Linked DNA regions of Homo sapiens: all the other regions are linked to region 3. The links are chromatin contacts, found by Hi-C in ENCODE. All regions are on one chromosome and are shown on one strand. The core of a region is the stretch at or near the end of the contact, and the rest is flanking DNA. Distances in the headings are between cores, read along the strand shown.

Region 1 (3,468 bases), core at 616-3,115, 3.0 Mb before region 3:
ATGATTCAGTCTCCAGCTCTCTCCCTTCTCCCCTGGCTTGGCTGTGCCTCCTAGGAGGGAGTTCTGGGCCAAGAAGGCCACACACGCCCCCAGGCAGGCCACAGGCCCAGACTGCCTGGTCCTATAATACAGAAGATATGAGAGCCAGGAAGCCACAGAAACAGGCGTCAATGGGGCTTGGTGTCCCACACACAACCCCAGATTCATCAGACTCCAGCTCTTACTGTGCCATCTGGGCCACAAGGGAAATGGGAGCAGTGAAGTGGAGCTGGACCAGGAACCAGACACGAACCTACTCTGCTCCCAGGAAAGTAACTATGACCTCTGCGTCACTGTCCTTTGGTCTCTCAAGGATCCCACTTCCATTGCCTGTCCCTTAAACGCCCGGGAAGCGGCCTCTACCCCCTAAGAAGGTGAATGAATCCCCTGCTGGTGTTCTGAAGGCACCCGAGGTAGGTGAGGTCCAGGGAGCACCTGGGACAAGCAGAAGGAACAAGCCCCCTGAGGATGCGGAAGCAGAGTGACCAGGCCCATCGCAAGGCAACCCCTGAGCGAGGGATAATGCAGGACCTTATGAGCAGAAGCGGGGCTAACAACCAGCAAGGCCAGAGGACAGGCAGCCCTTTGCCAAAGGTGTCGACTTCTGCCCAGCTTTCTCTTGTTCTGGCAACGGCTGTCAGTGTCTGTTGGTGGAAGAACATGCCCCTGGTGCCAGAAGGCTGGGGTTTGAGTCTCATCTCTTTCTCATATCTGTGTCTTGGGGGAGGTTACTTAACTTCTCTGGGCCTCAGTTTTCTCCTCTGCACAGCAGAAATATAATCATATCTCTCTCACAGTTATTGTGATGAGCGTGGCAAAGCATTTTTTGTAAACTACAAGGAAGCGGGCAGTGGCTCCGAAGTTGTGTGTGATTGGACCTCACAGGACAAAACTGAGGTAACAGAGGATCACAATGCACCTTTTTCAGTTTGATATAATCATCTTGAAATTACATTTATCAGGATCATACAGAGTCTTCCCAAAACTGAAGGCCATGCATAACTTGTCCACCTCAAGCCCTTTGAACAGAGAACATGCATGTAGAGACTTCCAGAAAAATCCAATAACTGTTATCCAAATGGTCAAAAATCCAGCTGGGCTCAAGTGAGGTAACAGACATAGAAAACTGTGAAGAGTTAAAAACATGATGATAAAAAAGGACTTTGTTGGCCAGGCGCAGTGCCTCATGCCTGTAATCCCAGCACTTTGAGAGGCTAAGGCAGGCGAATCCCTTGAGCCCAGGAGTTTGAAACCACCCTGGGCAATATGGTGAAATCTCATCGCTACAAAAATTAGCCCGGCATGGTGGTGTGCACCTCTAGTCCCGCCTACTCAGCAGACTGAGGCAGGAGGATCGCGTGAGCCCAGGAGTTCAACGCTACAGTGAGCTGTGATTGTACCACTGCATTCCAGCCTGGGTGACAGAGTAAGAGCCTGTCTCAAAAAAAAAGGCTTTGTAATAAACTTTTCTGATGTTTTTCAGAATTCAATTTGTATAAATTTGAGACATCTACATTTCACAAATGTGATTATCCCATGCGATAATAAAGGAAGGTTTATCCCACTATTTCCTAAGCCTGGAGCTTCCTTAGACTTGTACGTAATTCCTGGTGCCCCTGACAGGCACCTTTCCAGCCTCTACGGAATCTTTAGCAGCCCCACGACACCAGGCTGAGCCTCGTGACATTGTGGCCACCAAGCGTGGGAAGGAACTACTAAACTTCAAAGTTGACTCAACCAAAAGAGAAAAATCGCAAGTCCCCGATGGAAAGGTGTTGATGGCTCTCTTTTCAAACACCTCCACGCCTGGCTGGGCACAAAGGCCTGACAGTGCCCCGAGCTACATCAACACAAGCTGGGTTCAAAGACTCACAGGTCTAAGCATCCTGGGCACCACAGAGATAGGAAAGTCCATGTGGAAACAGATCGTCTTTTCTATCAACCATGTGTGAATTTTGAACTCCTTTTCTTCTCAGTGTTAGAAAAGGAAAACCAACCCACTTTGCGGTCTCTCTGCGGTGTCTTTAGAAGGCCAGTTCCTTTACGTGCCTCTCAAGCCCATGCTGAATTTCTCTGTTCTCGTCCTAGTGCCTCTTTTGACAAGCCACGAGCCTCACTCAGCCCAGAGTGACACTTATCACTGGGCCGTGTGAAAACTGGGGGGCTGGGGAGGAAGTGAGAAGGATGCGAAAGCCGAGGCGGGAGGAGGGGGTGCCGCCTGAGGCCCTTGCGGCCAGCAGTGGAAACGCAAACTTGACATTTCCATTTTCCATCACCTTCTGATCTCAGGCCCCCAGTGCGATGCGATGCGCTGGCTTTTCATTTCCACTCCCTTTCACACCCAGCACATTAAAGGCCGCTGCAAGAACAACAATGGAAAAAGGCTCAGGGCTTTAAATCACGAAGCCTGGGGAAATTCAACAGTTGCTATCTCCAGCTTCTCTACCCAAAGCACCAAAAAAGCCTTCCCTGAGGGAGTCCAGGCCCCCTCCCAGGGCGGGCGGCAGGAGTACTGCTTTTGATCATCTGTACTTCTGCGGCCACTCTCAAACTTCCCTCCCCAAACACCACAGCCCGGCTGTGAGCTGAAAGAGCTCCCTTTGGCCCTCCATCAGAAGCGGACTTTCTGACCATTCACTAATTCTAGCAAGAAGGTCCACTAAGTATTGTAAAATGTATAGCTTCCCGCCTGCTTTTTCTCTGACCTAGTTAAAAGCACTGTGTTGGACATACATCTTCTCGACCATATGAAAAGTGGGAATAAATGTCTTAATTGGTACCAAGTCCCTGAGCACGTGAGCCAGCTTGCTAGATGCTCAGACAGGACTCTACAAACATGAGCCCAGGTCATATATTTACTAAGATGTGCTCCCAGGTGGCTCTCAAATGGCACAAAGAGGAAAGACCCCAGCAGAAATCAAGATGGGTGGGAAGCTGTTCTTTTCATGAGAGTGAAAAGACTGGAGCTATCTCATTTTGGGCTGAGAAGCCCTGGCTGGCCATAGCACAGCTGCCAGTAAAGGGAAACAGCGCCACAGGCTGCCTGGAGGAGCTGGTCTCCTATGCGGCAGACACTGGCTGTCAAAGGGTTGTGTGGCCCCAACGTGAAATAATGGCTGTACTTATGAATTGGTTTGTTTATATGCCATCAACCAGGATGCTCTGCCAGCTTGCTGCTTTAAGAACGACAAACTATTGAATGCAATTGAATGCCTATCGAATGCAAAGACCTCAGGGAATTTCAGACACAGGGAGAGGGTGAGTTCCACGGTCCTCTCAGACAGAAAAGTTTGGGTTTACTGCTAGCCAAAAACCAGGAGTACAACAGGAACTGCTGACGTCATAAAGCTTGGCCAGAAACGTAGTCAGGTAGTGCCCTGAGCACAGCCTAGACACTGGCGCTCTAAGAAACAGCCCTTTGCCCAAGGC
Region 2 (3,624 bases), core at 1,098-3,597, 2.3 Mb before region 3:
ATCCACACCCACCCCGCTCCCAAAACTGGATCCACAGAGGTCCAACACAGTGGTGAGAGGCTACGCTGAACTCACTGACTGTGCAGCCTTGGAGTTTGGGAAACAGACTTAGGTTTCTGTGTGCCTAGAAAGCATGTATAAACAGTACGACCCCTCTCAGTTTCTGAAAAGATCTGATACATGTCAAACACCCATTCCATCATCTCTGGTCCTGCCTTAAGTAGTGCTTCTTCAATTTCAAGAGATGTTACTCCATAGCCGAGCATTGACTGGGTAATAAACTTTTGTGACTTGTAATAAAAGGTGTGTTCACACACACACACATGCAGGCGCACACACACGTTGTCTACATAAATGATTGACTTGGGCAAGGCATCTCATTCTCTTTATTTTCTGTTGGAACCACATAATTTTCTTTTCTCTCACTCTTGGTTTCTCTCTCATGTGTCATGCATTGTGGTGTTATAACTAAGTACTATTCTTGCTATTATCACCAAGGAATAGGGAATAGAAAATCAGGCTTTTTTTTTTTTTTGGTATAACTGTTCTCCTTTTTTCAGCCTCAATGCATTTTGAAAGAAGTTGGAAGTTAGAACACTTTCTGAAGTATGACTGTTTGCTTGTTACTTAGCTTGTCTGATCCTTGTAAAATAGGAATAATGGGAATATTGACTGGGGAGAAAAAGGGGAGATGCAAATCTGCACACGTGACATCATCCTATTTATGTTAAAATATATACATAGAGACTTACTAGCATAAAATATGCCAAGATATTCATGGTGGTTATCTCTGGGCTGTGAGATGATGGACAAATCTGAATTTCTTCCTTATATCACCCAGTTTGATTGCTCTTTTCACTAAATTTGTTCCCAAATGACTTTTTCTGTTTCCAAAATCGTATTCATTCCCAAAGGACAAAGAGTTGCTGCCTTTAATAATATATTTTTTTAAATGGCTTTGAAGGAAATCATAAAAAGATTTTCAGCACAGTTTTGACCACTGGCAATTCTTTGGAATAAATGAATAAGGTGGCTGATTTGAAGGAACAAGATTCACTTTGACGTATAATTTCTGGAATATTGCAAAATCAGTTGTGGTGCTTTGATAGCTATGCCCATACTTGGAAGGAAAGCAGGCTTATCCCATTGTTCTTTTGGTGTTTTTTTGAACTCCAGATCAATATAACATGCGATTGTAGTAATCTGACCAGTCATCTGGAAAGTTCCAGTATATGAAAAGTAGATTTGTATTTAAAAAAAAAAAAACACCCTTTCATTGAATGCTTTAATATAAAACAAACCTTCCTGACTTGTTTTATAAAAAGAGGAACTATACTACATTTGAAACTAAACTGTGGGAAAAAAAATGTGGTTCTGAAGAATATTCTCTGGTCTTAAATAGAGAATATGAAAATCAAATATGATCAGCTGTCATACACAAAAGTGTATTTTATTAATAAAAATGAAACAGAGCACTGTAAAATAGGAAGTAAACATTAGCTTTACACAAGGTTTTGCTTCATAGTCCTTTTAAACTTAATCTTCGCCAAAGGCTGAGAAGCGATTCACAGGCCTTTTAAATAGGTGGCTTCACTATCTCTCACTTATTTCTATTGATGTATTTTGGCTGGGAAAGAGAAATGCTTATATTCAATATCTATGGAATTGAGAATTTGAATATTATCTTTATCAAAAAAGATAAGGCATATGACATTGAGTATTAATAGATCAGAAATATTTATTTGATTGACAACTCAGTTACTTTTGCTTCTCCAATGGACACTCCATAAATATTCGAATGCGTCTTATGTCTACTGTGTGCATAGCCTTATGCTAATTCCATGAATGCAATGGTGATGTGTTTCCAGCTAACATCTGGAAGCCTTATTCTGCCAAAGATGAGAGATCACGGTACAGAATGTTCCTAATAAGAGTATTTTATTATCCATCCTGTACTCGCATGGTCCCTGTTCTCAATGACTTTATAGTCTTGTTGATAAGGTTTCAAACATGCAAGTATTGAGTAATATGTCAGACTGACTTCTAGAAAACGTTTTATTGACTATGATCAGGGGCCCAAATATAGGACACCAAAAAGAAGGATTTAGGGTGGACAAGTTGTAGAGAAGCTAAAGGAACCAAGGAAGGTGTCACAAAAGAGGTGGTTTGAGGAGTGTGTGATGCAAGGATAGGGTAATAATTCATCTCTAGTCTAAATCAGACCTTATTTTGGCAATTTTATTAGTCATCAACTACCGCAATAATGTATAACAAATAATGCCCCAAGTCTCACTGGCTGACGCCACAAACATTCATTTTTTTATTCACAGGTCTGTGGATTGGCAGGGACTCAGCTGATCTTGGCTGGGCTCCACTGGGCATGGCTCCAGGCTCCAGGTCTACTTTGGGCCTGCTTTATATATTTTGTTCTGGAACTGGCACCACCTGGGGCATAGTCTTCTTACGGTGATGGCGGAAATACAACAGGCCAAGTCAAATCATGCAAGCACATTTAAAGCCTCTTTTACATCATTTCCACTAGCGTCTGTTATTCAAGGCAAAGCCTGTGGCTGAGCCAAGCTTCCATGGGGTGAGGAAAAACACTGCACTCATTCTAGTGAGAGCCACTGCAAAGTCACATGGCAAAGGTCACGGGTGTAGAATTCTGTAACAGAGAGAGAGTGAAGAATGGGAAACAAAAATTCAATGTACCCCAGTCACATTTTTGAAAAAAATAGTGGAAAAATTGCAAACAGTATAGATTAAAAAAACAACAACAACAAAACCTGCACAGTACAGGAACCAAGTGAAGAATGTAGGTGGAGATAATTGTGTTTAGCTGGCCTGAAATGAAAAGACTAATAGTCACTTCCACCACTATCTTTGAGTTTGCAAGTTTGTGAGGGGCCTAATGCTGACTAGTGGACCCTCCTGGCTGAAAAAAAAAAGACAGTAGACTGGAGTTAAATGAGAACTCAAGTTGCGAGAAAAATCTTCCCTCTTTGGGAGATAAAGCCCTGGCAGCAAGAACTGAAGGAGGTAGAGTACTATTTCTGCATCTTCAGGGAGAGCTGCAAGGAGAGGGAGCTGTGTCTTGTCTCACTGAGGTGCCTGGACAAGATGAACATTTCAGGTCTTTTTCAGTTCTAGGTTTCTATGATGTCAGTGCTACTTCCCTTTCCAAAACCCCACAGTGGCCAGGCATCACAGTGCCACAAGTGAAAAGACCCATGACTGCCTTTATAAGTAAGTTCTTCTTTTGGTTTCTCTGGCAGGAGGCAGATGGAGGAGGAGAGAAAGGCCAGAGGTCTGTTTTGGGGTTGTTGTCTCTGGTTGTCTAAGTCATGCCAAGACACCACCCCTTGGAGCCTGGTTCCTGACATCCGGCAGCATGGCATACTTGAAGGGCATGATGTGGGGATAACAACAGAGCCCTGGCTGAGTCCGGTGGCTCACGCCTGTAATCCCAGCACTTTGGGAGGCCGAGGCAGGCGGATCACCTGAGGTCAGGAGTTTGAGACCAGCCTGGTCCACGTGACAAAACCCTGTCTCTACTGAAAATACAAAAAAAGTTTGCCGGGCATGGTGGCACACACACACACACGCACGCACACACACACACAC
Region 3 (3,162 bases), core at 312-2,811:
GTAACAAGCAAAGGTGCCAGGGAGGCCTTGAGGGTACCAGTGTACAGGGGACACTGCTACATGTGCATGCTGAGTGGCTGCCCGGGTCTGCCTTTGTGTACTAGGGGAATGTGTGGTGAGGCTGGAGGGGACAGAGCTGGCCACCTGTGAGAAGGACTCTCAGGGCTGCTGTCATCATTTGGCAGAGTCCATCCTTCTACTCCAACCCAACCTCACTCTCAGGGAGGGGACGGATGAGGACCGCTCATCCTATCATCTACAGGGTTTTTAAAGTGTGGGTCCTCATTCTCTGGCCTGGGTGGCCATGATCCGAGGGCATTTTGTTCTGGTGCACAGATACAAAGACTGGGGATGGGGAGGACAGTAATCTTTTATACAAGGACACATGAACCACCACACTGGTGCCTTAGAGAACATAGGCAACGAATACTCTGCTGCAGCATAAGTGATCGAAAGTCACACGTTAATGCAAATTATGTAAATCCTCACTAAATGATTTGAATAGAAAGGAAATCACCATAGCACCACTGTTCTCCATAACGTGAGCTGCAGTGTTCTATGCTGCATTTTACTTCCCCGGTATGAGGGCAGCTAGAGAGATGGTGGGATGACTTTCACTGTCTCTGGGGACCTTCAGACAAATTAGCTATCTTGTGAACAGTCCCAGGATGCCAACTTTCTAAATAAACATCAAAATGCATTTACTGTCTGTATCACTTAAGAGGTTGAGAATGGAGGGGGGAGCCTAACTGCAAACATTTGCGTGTTTTTATTTAACAATAGCTTAGCTATTAGACAATATAGAGTATTAGAAAGACTGTCTTAGAAGACTGAAGAGGTGAAGCTGGTGTTCTGAGTATGTCTACACAGCCTGCATAGAGGCAGATGTATATAAATGATCATGTTACTCTGCCTAAAATGGATAAAACTCGGAACAAAACAATCCACATTTAGTAATACCCTGAAGCTGACTCTAATTTGTATTCACTGTGACAACTCCTTACTTTCAAATCTGAAGTAATTATTAGAAAGTGAGAAAACAGACATTACTTTTGGGAAGCTGGGAGATGGCTTTATAGTCTAAGTTGCCACTAGATAGAATGACCCATAAAAATTACTTGGAAGGCTATTATCTCATAACCGGGGCCTATAAAATCTAACAGTTACAGATTCTCTCTCTCTCTCTCTGTCTCTCTCTCTCGTGTGTATTTTAATTAAAGACTTAAACTGCTAAGAGACAAAACTGAAAACATGTACGTAATCCAATTTTGCATAATGTCTCTGCGGTTTTGTAGTTGATTTTCCCCATCTGACCCTGACTTACATGTGATACACACACATTTACTGGTTTATGGTAGGAAAACTGCTCTGGCTGGGTACTGGCACTCGCCTTTGTGATTCAGGCATGAAACCATGAGGTGCCCAGCTGGAATTCAGAAGAAGTACATTAGGACAGAGGGGCAGCTTTGTATTTATTTATTAGGTTCTTCCAACTTAAGTTGCCAGGGTAGCATGAGCTTTTTAAAAACAGTTGTTTCTGGCCTTCCTGTTTTAGGCTTTTATCTAATAGAGTGTGAGAAGACATGAGTTCACATGCAGCTAAGGATGAGATTATTCAAACTGAAACCAACCCCACATATCAAACCGTGGTGTCATTTTCGTCACTTTAACAGTAGAAAGGACACAGGAAAAAAAAAAGAATGAAATCATTTACTGAACTAACAGTTACATTTGTCCCCTCCTGCCTTGGATAAATAATGACTAATTTTTAAATAACAGATTGGTACAGCTCTGAGATTAGGAGACAGAAAGCATGGAAAGGTCCTCAGACCTTTTAGGTTTGGTGCTTTCCTGTTCCTCTGAATGGGCATTTTTCAAAACCATTTTGAATGTAAAAGGCTGTAGAGTTCAACACTGGGCTTCTTCCTACTTTATGAGGTTATACACAGGTTCAAGGGTGAGGGTAAAGACAAGCAGGTGCAGAGTTTCACACGGGAGGGTGGGGGGGGCGTGAGTGTGCATGCATACATATTTGTGGGAGATGAGCGTGCATGCAAATAGGTGTGCAGAAGTGAGTGCACACAAATGCACATGTGTGGGTGAGTGTGCATACAAGTACATGTGCAGGCGTTGATATGCATACATGTGTGCAGGCGTGAGTGTGTACACAGTGTGCAGGGGCCATGACTGTGCATGTATATGTACACTGCAGGGGCAATATGGAAAAAAACATGGAATACAATGCAGTTTAGCCACGACTGGCAGCCAAGATTGACCTTTAAGCCCATTTCATGGCCACTGCATATGCATTTTTTATTATATGCCAATCCCAGGACCTGGTGCAAAGATAGCCAGTAAGAAGTAAGATCTTCATCTTTTGAAGTATATAAGGGTTTTTTTTTTTATTTGCCTCTGTGCTAAGAAGAATGGCCAAATCATATTCCTCTTCATTCCAAGTTGGAGCAGAACAGCCTTAGGTTGCTGCCAACTGTTATCCTTCGAGAGGGCCACATATTTTGAGGTTTCAGAGACAGTGAGGTAGATTCTGCCTTGAGAAATATCAGACACTCAAGTACTCCGGCGACACACTGAGCAAATGTTTTTGCCAGCAGAAAGATATAGGTGGGTTCACCGTGGCGCAGGTGAGGGAGAGGAAGCTGTGCACAGTAAGCGCACTTTCTCTTCTCCAGACATCCTGGTGCCACAGTAGTTCCCATTCTCTCTCCTCTTCTGTAACTTCTAAGACCTTTGCCTTAAGTGAATGGATCCTCCTAAGACAGCCATAACTGCATTTATTTACGTCCCTGCTCTTTGACTTGAAAAGTTCACCCTTTCTTGGAGAGAGAGACTTGGAAAAGAGAGGCATGAAGGGTCTCAAGCCCTGGCAATTCTGCCTCAGTGAATCCGACTTCTACCTCCACAGTGAAATCTCCCTAGCTAGTTGAGGGGCAGCAGTATTAATTGTTCCTTCCTAAGAGTTGTCAAGCAAATCAACCTGAGAACTGGAATCCACCCAAGACACACCTATGCCTTTTACAATAAAGATTCAGTGAAGAATCCTGCCCTTCACAACAGCCTCCTCAAGTAGGGAAAACGCTACAAAAAATGGATACATGACAACCAGGAACTCCTTCACCCACAGAGAGATGTTTCTTTGATCTG

What was found. Hi-C counts contacts between places; a loop is a spot of excess contacts on that map. Pooled maps may share reads with other maps.
Region 1: a loop to region 3 is called in a map with no recorded cell type, with 25 times the contacts of the local background. The contact joins two enhancer-like sites. A Hi-C loop is called at or near these places in 3 of 37 single-sample maps with no recorded cell type and 4 of 50 pooled maps.
Region 2: a loop to region 3 is called in a pooled map, with 5 times the contacts of the local background. The contact joins two enhancer-like sites. A Hi-C loop is called at or near these places in 3 of 37 single-sample maps with no recorded cell type and 3 of 50 pooled maps.

Annotation. Positions count from the first base shown.
Region 1 is chr6:13,426,171-13,429,638 of GRCh38, forward strand. All of the region lies in intron 1 of GFOD1 (Gfo/Idh/MocA-like oxidoreductase domain containing 1), which reads right to left. Among named protein-coding and RNA genes, the nearest start is that of GFOD1-AS1, 58 kb to the right of the region's middle. RefSeq lists enhancers at 1,659-2,088, 3,099-3,168. Within about 2 kb of position 1,866, at least 16 of the 41 ENCODE cell types and tissues checked have a DNase peak (open chromatin) inside an H3K27ac peak, as active enhancers do.
Region 2 is chr6:14,091,129-14,094,752 of GRCh38, forward strand. No RefSeq gene overlaps it. Among named protein-coding and RNA genes, the nearest start is that of CD83, 25 kb to the right of the region's middle. RefSeq lists an enhancer at 3,207-3,336. Within about 2 kb of position 2,348, at least 7 of the 41 ENCODE cell types and tissues checked have a DNase peak (open chromatin) inside an H3K27ac peak, as active enhancers do.
Region 3 is chr6:16,419,655-16,422,816 of GRCh38, forward strand. The region is part of intron 6 of ATXN1 (ataxin 1); the gene reads right to left. Among named protein-coding and RNA genes, the nearest start is that of GMPR, 180 kb to the left of the region's middle. RefSeq lists an enhancer at 1,550-1,599. Within about 2 kb of position 1,562, at least 9 of the 41 ENCODE cell types and tissues checked have a DNase peak (open chromatin) inside an H3K27ac peak, as active enhancers do.